2 separate regions of the Mus musculus genome follow, and region 2 is linked to region 1. A link is a loop called in an ENCODE intact Hi-C map of the cell type or tissue named here. Cell type or tissue: left cerebral cortex. All regions are shown on one strand. Each heading gives the region's core, and the rest is flanking DNA. Links, peaks and the distances in the headings are about the cores only.

Region 1 (4,397 bases), core at 70-4,069:
ACTACTATTTTGGTTCTGGTATTTGAACCAGGGTACCATGGAAGAAGAGCCAATGCTTTTAACCATTGAGTCATCTCTCTAATCTCATAATAGTAATTTTTAAGTACCATATTTGTGCTTAATAATTTTTTAATGATTTGCTTAACAAATGGTAAAAGAGTGGTCACAGTGAAAAGTAACAATACTTCCACTGGAAACAAAGTGACTTTCTTCCCTAACTACTAAGGCACAGCCACACAATATCAAACATTTCTACATGATCAGCCAGAAACCCATCATATGAGACTAGACAATTCTGCATTTTGCTTTTTCAGTGTTCTCCTGCTACACATGAGAAGAAATAAAATAACAAAGATGAAAATGATCAAACTTCTTTAAAACTATCATTTATTTTTTTAGAAATATTTTATTTTGTACTGCTTGAAGTATACAAAGACAATTTCTCAACGTTAATAATAATTCAAGCACCGTGTAATCTACAGTTGATTATCAGTGTAGAGCAATAGAGAACCTCCAATGCTTCTTGCCTTCTCTTTTCCATTTCTTCCTTCCTTTCTTCCTTCCTCCTTTCCTTCCTTCATTTCTCTCTCTCTCTCTCTCTCTCTCTCTCTCTCTCTCTCTCTCTCTCTCTCTCTCTCTCTCTCCCTCTCTCTCTTCATCCGTGGGCAGGGAAGTAACATTTTTGGATTCAGGTCTGTCCTTTATTTTTTATCAAGAAGAATCTTCCACTCCTCTTGGGTAATTGATCCAGGAAATAATACCTCAAAGGGAGCAAGGTATTTGTTGCAAAAACAAGCAAATATAATGAGACAGGTTATTTATTTTAAGTAATTTGGTAAATCATCTTACATTTCCACATGGCCCAAAGTTGAGACTACTTACTAATCTTTAAATCAAGCCCCATTATTCTTTCCCATTAGTTTATCTCAGAAACGGTGCGAAGAATAAGGTTCATTTAGAACATTACTTTTGAATAGATTATTACCATATTACAAACACTACTATTGGTAGCCAGTATATAAACAGTGATAAAATAAATAGAGCTCCTATGACATAATAACCCTGAAATTTGAGTAGGGTAAAAATAAGTGAATATTATTTTGTATTGTCAGAACTAGTAAAATAAAAAAAAAAAAAACACCCAGAATACTATTTAATTGAATTAAACTGAGTTAATACTTGCTTTTCCAATTCTGTCAATTCTTTTCTTCTTCTTCATGCACATCATCTCCTGCACATTTGCTACTGCAGACCAAATCTGTTGTGCTTTCAGATCAAAGAACATGTTTGCCTTATAGATAAATTATATGATCATTAACCAACCTCAGAACCCTGAGAAAAATCTGTTGCCAGTAAACTGAGTCGAAGCATCACTGTTATTTTACACTGGATTTCAGGAAAGTTGGTAAAGTCATTTAAATGTGAATAATATTTTAAATTACTTGCAAAGACTGTCTGGAGGAAAATAAAGAGGCTCATTTCCTCGCGAATGCTGATGAATCAATTCATCCCTCGAGGCAATGATATTAGTATGTCACCTTTATGAATCTTCCTAGGTGACTTGATATATATAAAAAATAGTATAATCTTTCCTTATTGACTATACTGGGCTATATTAAAATTAGCATCTCTATTCAATTGTATAATCCAATGAAAATTAATGGGTAACTCTAAATATTGGCTCTTTTTAAAGACAAAAAAAATCACTTAAAGGTTAGATGCTTAAAAAAAAAAAACTCAGAAGGAAAGTTGGTCTTCATCAGCGGCTTCCTTTATGAATAATCTGAAGGCTTTGTGAGCGATGGAATAATTAGGCCATCTACTGGTAAATGGAAAACAGGCAACTTACACATCGAAACTCAATAAGAGATCACCTTGATGGAGCATTAAGGCCTTAGGAATAGATTGGTAGAGGAGACGTCTTTTTATTAATTGGTGTTCTTTAATTTTAATATCTGAAGCCACAGTAATTTACTTTCATATTTTTCAATAATATTCAAAGAGATGCTGCTCACAAAGTGAGTGGGCTACTTCCATCACTAACGTGTTCACAGATACCTGACAGTCTTCTAGAGACTAAGATTTAGGATGCTTTCCCTACTTTCACAGAGTTCATACCCTAGAGATTCAAGAACTTCATTCAAAAATAAAATCTCAATAATAGCTTTTTTGTTGAAATAGTGGGGAAGAAAAATCCTGACCTGCTAGAGAGTTCCAGAGTTCAGTTTTGGGGGAGAGGAGAGTCTTCCATTTGGTTTCTAGAAACAAAAGCCCTGAATACTTGAATCTTCATTTTGGAGAATATTTACCCCATTGTCAACCAAACTCAACTTGAATGAATTAATGGTGATGCAACGCACTTCTGAGGAGTCTCAACCTTTCTTCGTGTGATTCTAACTCCAAACTGCATCAGAAATTGCTACAATTCACGGAAAGGAAGAGAATAAATTCGCACAACCATGTAGTTTTCAAAGCAGACTTTTCTTTCCTTCAAGCAACAGATTGACTCTCTTCTTAGAGGAAGAAGCAAGCAGGCATTCCCAGGTCACCCCGAGGGCACTCCTCTGGGCTTTGATGTTGCTGCTGAGGATTTTGTTAGTGTCACCAAACCTGCTTTCCAGGTATGATTGAGACTTCAGTTTCCCAGCAACTTTAATATGTCATCATTTCCTGGATATATTCACATTCAACACACACACACACCATTAGAAGTTCATTTCTAGTTCACAGAATTCTGCAGCAAAAACACAAGTTATCTAATTAATAAACAAATTGCCTAATTAATAAACAAACCACCTAGTAAATATCATCTCCAGAGCCATTTCATGTTGTTGCTGTCAACATCTTTCTTCGTCGGATTCTTCACACTCTACTTTCTGTTCCCATTTTTATTCTTTCTCTCTTATTCACAAACAATTCACGTTTCAGCAATATAAATTAATAAATGTCTTTTATTCATTCATTTAAATAGCATTAAATTCATTGCAAATCTTTATTGTTTGATTACAATATGCTTGACTGTCTGTGAGCGTATGGGGTTACCACAGCAAGCACACTGAGAAGAGAAGGAGGAGGTAGGACACACACACACACACACACACACACACACACATACATACACACAGGAACTTGTCCCTTGAGCCACATTTGCATATTTAAAGGGAAACTAGTTTTCAAGAGGCATCAATCTTAAATATGCTCTGTCCTGTGTCTGAAATTGATAAATTAAACATACGAGGCGTATACTTTTAGTGACTGGGGTACTGAGGTATAAAAGGTAACAGGCACCACAAATGTAGGGATTTCAGTTGACCTACATTGCCTATAAGGATGTTAGCAAGCATCTGTTGTGGTTTTCTGCAGCCTGACTGTTCTCTGAGGTTGCCCGGGATACAGAAATAAGTAGACAAAGCCCTCACAGTGAATACTTTAGGCTCATAAAGAAACCTTAGAAAATCAGCTGAAGGTAAGAACATCTGCCTTGGTTATAATGACAATAGACATGGAAGTAGGAGACTGGTGGAGAAATTGCATTATGGGTAAGCAGCACAGCTCTTCAATACAACTAAAATAGAGTGTCAACATGATTAGACTCTCTAAGGTTTAATTGTGAGTAGTGCTGTTAGACACTGTGAAGCTAGTGCTAGCCTGGGCTGTCAAGTGAAAAAGTCACCGGATGTAGAGATGATATTTTTCGTAGGCTTGAGATTACTAGTTATTATTGGCAGGAGGAAAGGGAAACACTGACTGGGAGAGATGGGCTCAGTCTTACTGAGTGTCCAATGGTTTACACTGTTCTTGACATATGTACTGCTGTTAAAACAGTTGATAAAATACCTCATTATTTTTTAGGTTAATAGGGATGATGATGATGGTAATAATACCATCTACTTCTTGGAGTGCTTTTAAACCCTACGGAAAGCAATATATGAGAACATACTTTTTGTTCCTTAGAGAGTACACAAGAGAAAGACAAGTAAGCATCAGAAAGCCCTTATGTATTACTAATTCAGAAAGGTACCCAAATATTGGCATTTTAATGCTGAAAATAAATGTTAACCTTTTATTGACAACTATGTGTTAAGAAAAATTATTAGCAGAATTTATAAGCTCACACACGTGTGTGTGTATGTGTGTGTGTGTGTAGTAATTCATGTAATATTCAAAGATACTTTCACTTTGAATTGACATAAACTGCAATCTATAAATATTTTCATATTTTTATTTGCCCACTGTGACAAGAGTTGTGTGGCATTCATCTGTGAAAATAAGCAGTAATTCACTAATTACTAATAAGCAGTTAGGAGCTAGCCTGATTCTTGAGTTTCATCTACATGTTTCAACGCATCAGGATCTGTTACAGGCGCCTCATTTTTATCAAGTCTATGCTCTCCTGT
Region 2 (4,397 bases), core at 311-4,310, 280 kb before region 1:
TCAAGATTCATAATGTAGGTCTTATCCTACAAGTTTTTACACATATCTATAATATGGTTTAAAATTTCTTAACATTTTAATTCTATCTCTTGGTCATCTCCAGCTTCTTGGTTGTCCACACTGAACACTTATGTGCCCATTGACTCCCTAGATATTTGTAGTTGAACTTTACAACCACTTCCTTCCTTCCTTCCTTCCTTCCTTCCTTCCTTCCTTCCTTCCTTCCTCCCTCTCCTCCTTCCTCCTTCCTTCCTCCCTCCCTTCCTTCCTTCCTTCCTTCCTTCCTTCCTTCCTCCCTCTCCTCCTTCGTTCCCTCCCTCCCTCCCTTCCTTCCTTCCTTCCTTCCTTCCTTCCTTCCTTCCTCCCTCTCCTCCTTCCTCCCTCTCTCCCTCCCTCCCTCCCTTCCTTCCTTCCTTCCTTCCTTCCTTCCTTCCTTCCTTCCCCACTTTCTTCCCTTTTTTACCCATCTGTCTTTTGTCCTTTGTCCCCCTCTCTTTCTCCATCTACTCTCTATTTCTTTCTATTTTAAATAGAGTTATACTTTACCTGAAAGAATTATATCATAGATTTAAGCTCAGGGTTAAAGTAGAGCTTCACATGGAAATGCAACAGCTACCCACATGTTTCTTTTCTCCATATAAACTAAAATCTGAATATTGACATCATTCAACTTGCAACTTCTATTTTCTAAATTGTGTTTAAATTGTTAGATTGTAGTAAATAAATTTAAGTTGCTTTTTTCTAATCAGATTATAGTTTCCGTATATTCTTCCCAAACTGAAGTATAGATCTCATACTTTTTTCAAGTCACATGCCTGCAATTCAGTTTGTGGAATAGGACTTCTCTTTTGATGAGTAAACCACCCACCCCTTACCTACTATGATTTCCGATTTCCTATGAGCCAGAAGAGCTGAAGCCCAGCTCTCCTCTTTCTGTCCTTAGATCCATCCAAACTCATGGCATTCAGTCTCAGAAACTTCTGATGGCAAACTGTAAGAATTGAAGGGATGGGCACACAATTCTATGTTACCCGTGAAGCATACAGATGACTGTGAATGAATTACTTTAAATATGACCCGCCTCAGATCACAGCAGATGTAGAGAAGAAGGAGGAAGGGGCAGGTGGCGCTGTGCTGAGTGCACTTCCTAAAGGAAACCCTAATGTAATTAACGGTGACTGGCCCTTTAACTTTTTTAATTGCTTATTTTATTTATTTCCATTTCAAATGTTGTCCTTCCCCTCCGCAGCCCCTTATCCCATCCCCCTCGCCCCTGCTTCTATGAGGGTGCTTGCCCACCCACCCAGCCACTCTTGCTTCACTGCCCTAGAATCCCCCTACGCTGGGGCATCGAGCCTCCGCAGAACCAAGGGCCTCCCCTCCCATTGATGCCAGCTAAGGCCATCTTCTGCTACATATGCAGCTGGAGCCCTTTGAATTTTAACATGCTGCCCCAACTAAGCTTCTGAGGCCTCGGACTACAGCATTAGGTTGTAGCTGCTAGAGATTGACTCATCCCAGACAATCCTCAGAGTTTCTGACATCCCTGTTAGAGAACTTTATTTGGCTTTTTAGATATTTGCTTCTTTTGCCCTTAAGGGAGAGTGGAAAAGGAATGATGTCAATATATACATATGTTCTGAGAGAAACTTTGAGGATTTCAGTCTCCTTTTAAATAGGATCTCATTGTACCATCCCTATTCTGTGAGTGAAGGACTTCCATTGTCTCCTGTCCTTACCATTTGACAATGAATCCGATGCACAGAAAATTTAGAACATTGTCTTATACATATTCAAACAACTGGAGGGTGTTTATAGATTAAGAAATTTTATTTACAATTGAGACTTCCTATAAATTATCACTATTATCCTTATAAATTTCATTGCATTTCTAAAATCAATGCTCTCATGGTCACTAAATAACAGGTAGAAGATGACCAACCAATTCCATTTTACCATTTTTAGATGTGCTAAATCAGATTGTCACCTTGGGCACAAGGCATCGTATTTTCCAATGGCATGTTATATATTTCCTTTCCTTTCTTTTCTTTTCTTTTCTTTTCTTTCCTTTCTTTTCTCTCTTTCTCTCTCTCTCTCTCTCTCTCTCTCTCTCTCTCTCTCTCTCTCTCTCTCTCTTTCTTTCTTTCTTCTCTCTCTCTTCTTTCTCTCCTCTTTTTAAATAGAGTTTGCAAGGGTTTAATACATCAGAGATATGCCTGCTTTCTAGAAGAATTCAAGGTCAGAGTATTCTGTGTTGAATCTACTATAGAAATTGTCCCTTCACGAGACGTTCTGTTTACACCTGAGATTCCTTCCTCATCAAGTCTGGGCTCACAGAATCCCGTGGGACAAAATGTCCCTCTCGGGAGCTGCCTTTGCCAGCTCTACGCTTTTGCTTCTGTCATCCCCCTGCCGTGGTCTTAGAGCTTGCAACAAAACCACAGGTGTTACAAACTCTAAATTGGAATTGGATATCGGATGCAGAAACGTGCGCTAATTACACAGCTGTTTTAAATTGTGGTTAAGTGGCCGAAAACTGCCTTGACGCCCCACCCACATTCATTACTGCCTAAACGAAAAGGACCTGTGTACAGTGATTACCCCGCTTCCTCTGAATCCCCCAAGCCATAGAGCAGACTTTCCTAATTGTCAGCTGGACTGTGCAGGCTTGTTTAAAATAATTAGATTGCTGCAGCAGCCTTAGCAGCAAGCCTCAGTGCAGGTTTTTATAGCGGATACTATCAGCTTCCTGTTCGTTTTTGACATTATCATTCTGCCAGTCTGGAAAACGGGGGAGAGGAAAGAGAATTATCCTTAATGTACACAAATAATGCATCTCAAAAGTCAGGAAGACTCAGCCCGGCGTGTGAGATGGCTGGAAACAATTCTGCAAACAAATCTAAACTGGGGGCGAAATACGGTGCTCTCAATTTTTTTTTTCAAGAGGGATAGCTGAAATCTTTCTTAATTACCGCTTATTCCGATGACAGAATTGTAATTTATCATTTAGTTGTAATTTGACATATGTTCACACCTTTGCCATTTCCAATTTCCTCCTTCATTCTAATTGTCTGCTTCTCTCGCCTGTCATGCGCGCTTCTCTTGGGATTAATTCGAGCTGTCTGTCTGCACCAGGCTACCGGCTCACTTGGGGCTGCTGAGAGCATGACAGTGTCAGTGCGCACACAGTTTATCTGAGGCGTTACTCAGCCATCACGTTCCCGGGGCTCCTCTCCCCTCTCTGTTTACTGTTTATTCCACTTTGCATTTGTGACTTTTCCGTGTTGTATTAGACTCTAATTATGCTCTTGGCTGTCAGCTGCAAGAGAGAAAATGTTACATTAATTACAGGAAAGGGGGAGGTGCTTAGGACCAGTAGTAGATGGACCAGTAGATGTCTCTCTGTCTCTAGGATCCCGGCCTTATTTAAATACTTGCCTTGTCACACTTCACTCTGGAGCCTTTGATAGAAGGCCTATACTCAAACATAAACACGCAAGCATCCGCGCTAATGAAGCCTTTCATTCACAAGCAGGTCCCACCTCATTTCATCTAAGACTAGGTAAATTGGCACAGTAAGACATGAAACTGAGTTTTCAGCTCACTATGTTTTCTCTTTTAAAGGTCAATTGTTTAATTCATAGATGCTTTTAACACACACACATGGCATGGGGCTATAATGGTACAAGTTTACCCAGTGAACCCTGCAAGAGACACATTTTAAAAAGAATTTGGTTTATTGGGAAGATTTGAATGCTTCCAGGCCTCTTTCCTTCCAGTCATCCCTCCCTCCCTCCCTCCCTCCCTCCCTCCCTCCCTCCCTCCCTCCCTCCCTCCCTCCCTCCCTTCTTTCTTTCTTTCTTTCTTTCTTTCTTTCTTTCTTTCTCTTCCTTCCTTCCTTCCTTCCTTCCTTTCTTTCTTTCTTTCTTTCTTTCTTTCTTTCTTTCTTTCTTTCTTCTTTGTGATAGGATTTGAACCCAAGACCAATGCATGCTAGGTAAATTATCTACTACTGAGAAAGCCATAACCATTGTTTGAAACATTCTTGGACTAGGGAGATTGTTCACTGGGGAAAGTATTTGCTATGCAAGCATTAGGCCCCAAGTTTGGGTCCCTAGAACACATGCAAAGGTGAGCCCAGTAGTGAATATCTGCAGTCTCAGATCTCTTACAGCAGGATGGGGTCAGAGATAGTAAGCAGACTCTGTTGAAAGTTATGGGCCAAAACCAGGAAAATGTAACAGAAATATGAAACTCTGGCTCAAAACAAAGTGAAAGTTGAGAACCAACATCTGAGTTATCCTCTGAGTTCCATATGAGCATATACCATGCATAAATGCATACACACATATGCACATATATGTATACACACTTGGAAATGTAACCTATTTGCCAGA

The links. Hi-C counts contacts between places; a loop is a spot of excess contacts. Peaks named below come from ENCODE experiments on the same cell type or tissue, not always from the same donor. Only the 100,000 strongest peaks of a DNase experiment are listed, where the experiment ranks them.
Region 2: a loop joins it to region 1, with 2.2 times the contacts of the local background. A loop is called at or near these places in 2 of 42 quality-filtered maps.

What each region holds. Positions count from the first base shown.
Region 1 is chr3:134,608,627-134,613,023 of GRCm38, forward strand. No RefSeq gene overlaps it. Among named protein-coding and RNA genes, the nearest start is that of 4930539C22Rik, 190 kb to the left of the region's middle. In left cerebral cortex, for the core only: a CTCF peak has its summit at 1,830 (motif pointing left); no DNase peak of the experiment used is centred there.
Region 2 is chr3:134,328,561-134,332,957 of GRCm38, forward strand. No RefSeq gene overlaps it. Among named protein-coding and RNA genes, the nearest start is that of Mir1895, 90 kb to the left of the region's middle. In left cerebral cortex, for the core only: no CTCF peak of the experiment used is centred there; DNase peaks (open chromatin) are centred at 2,625 and 3,206; H3K4me3 peaks cover 1,170 bases.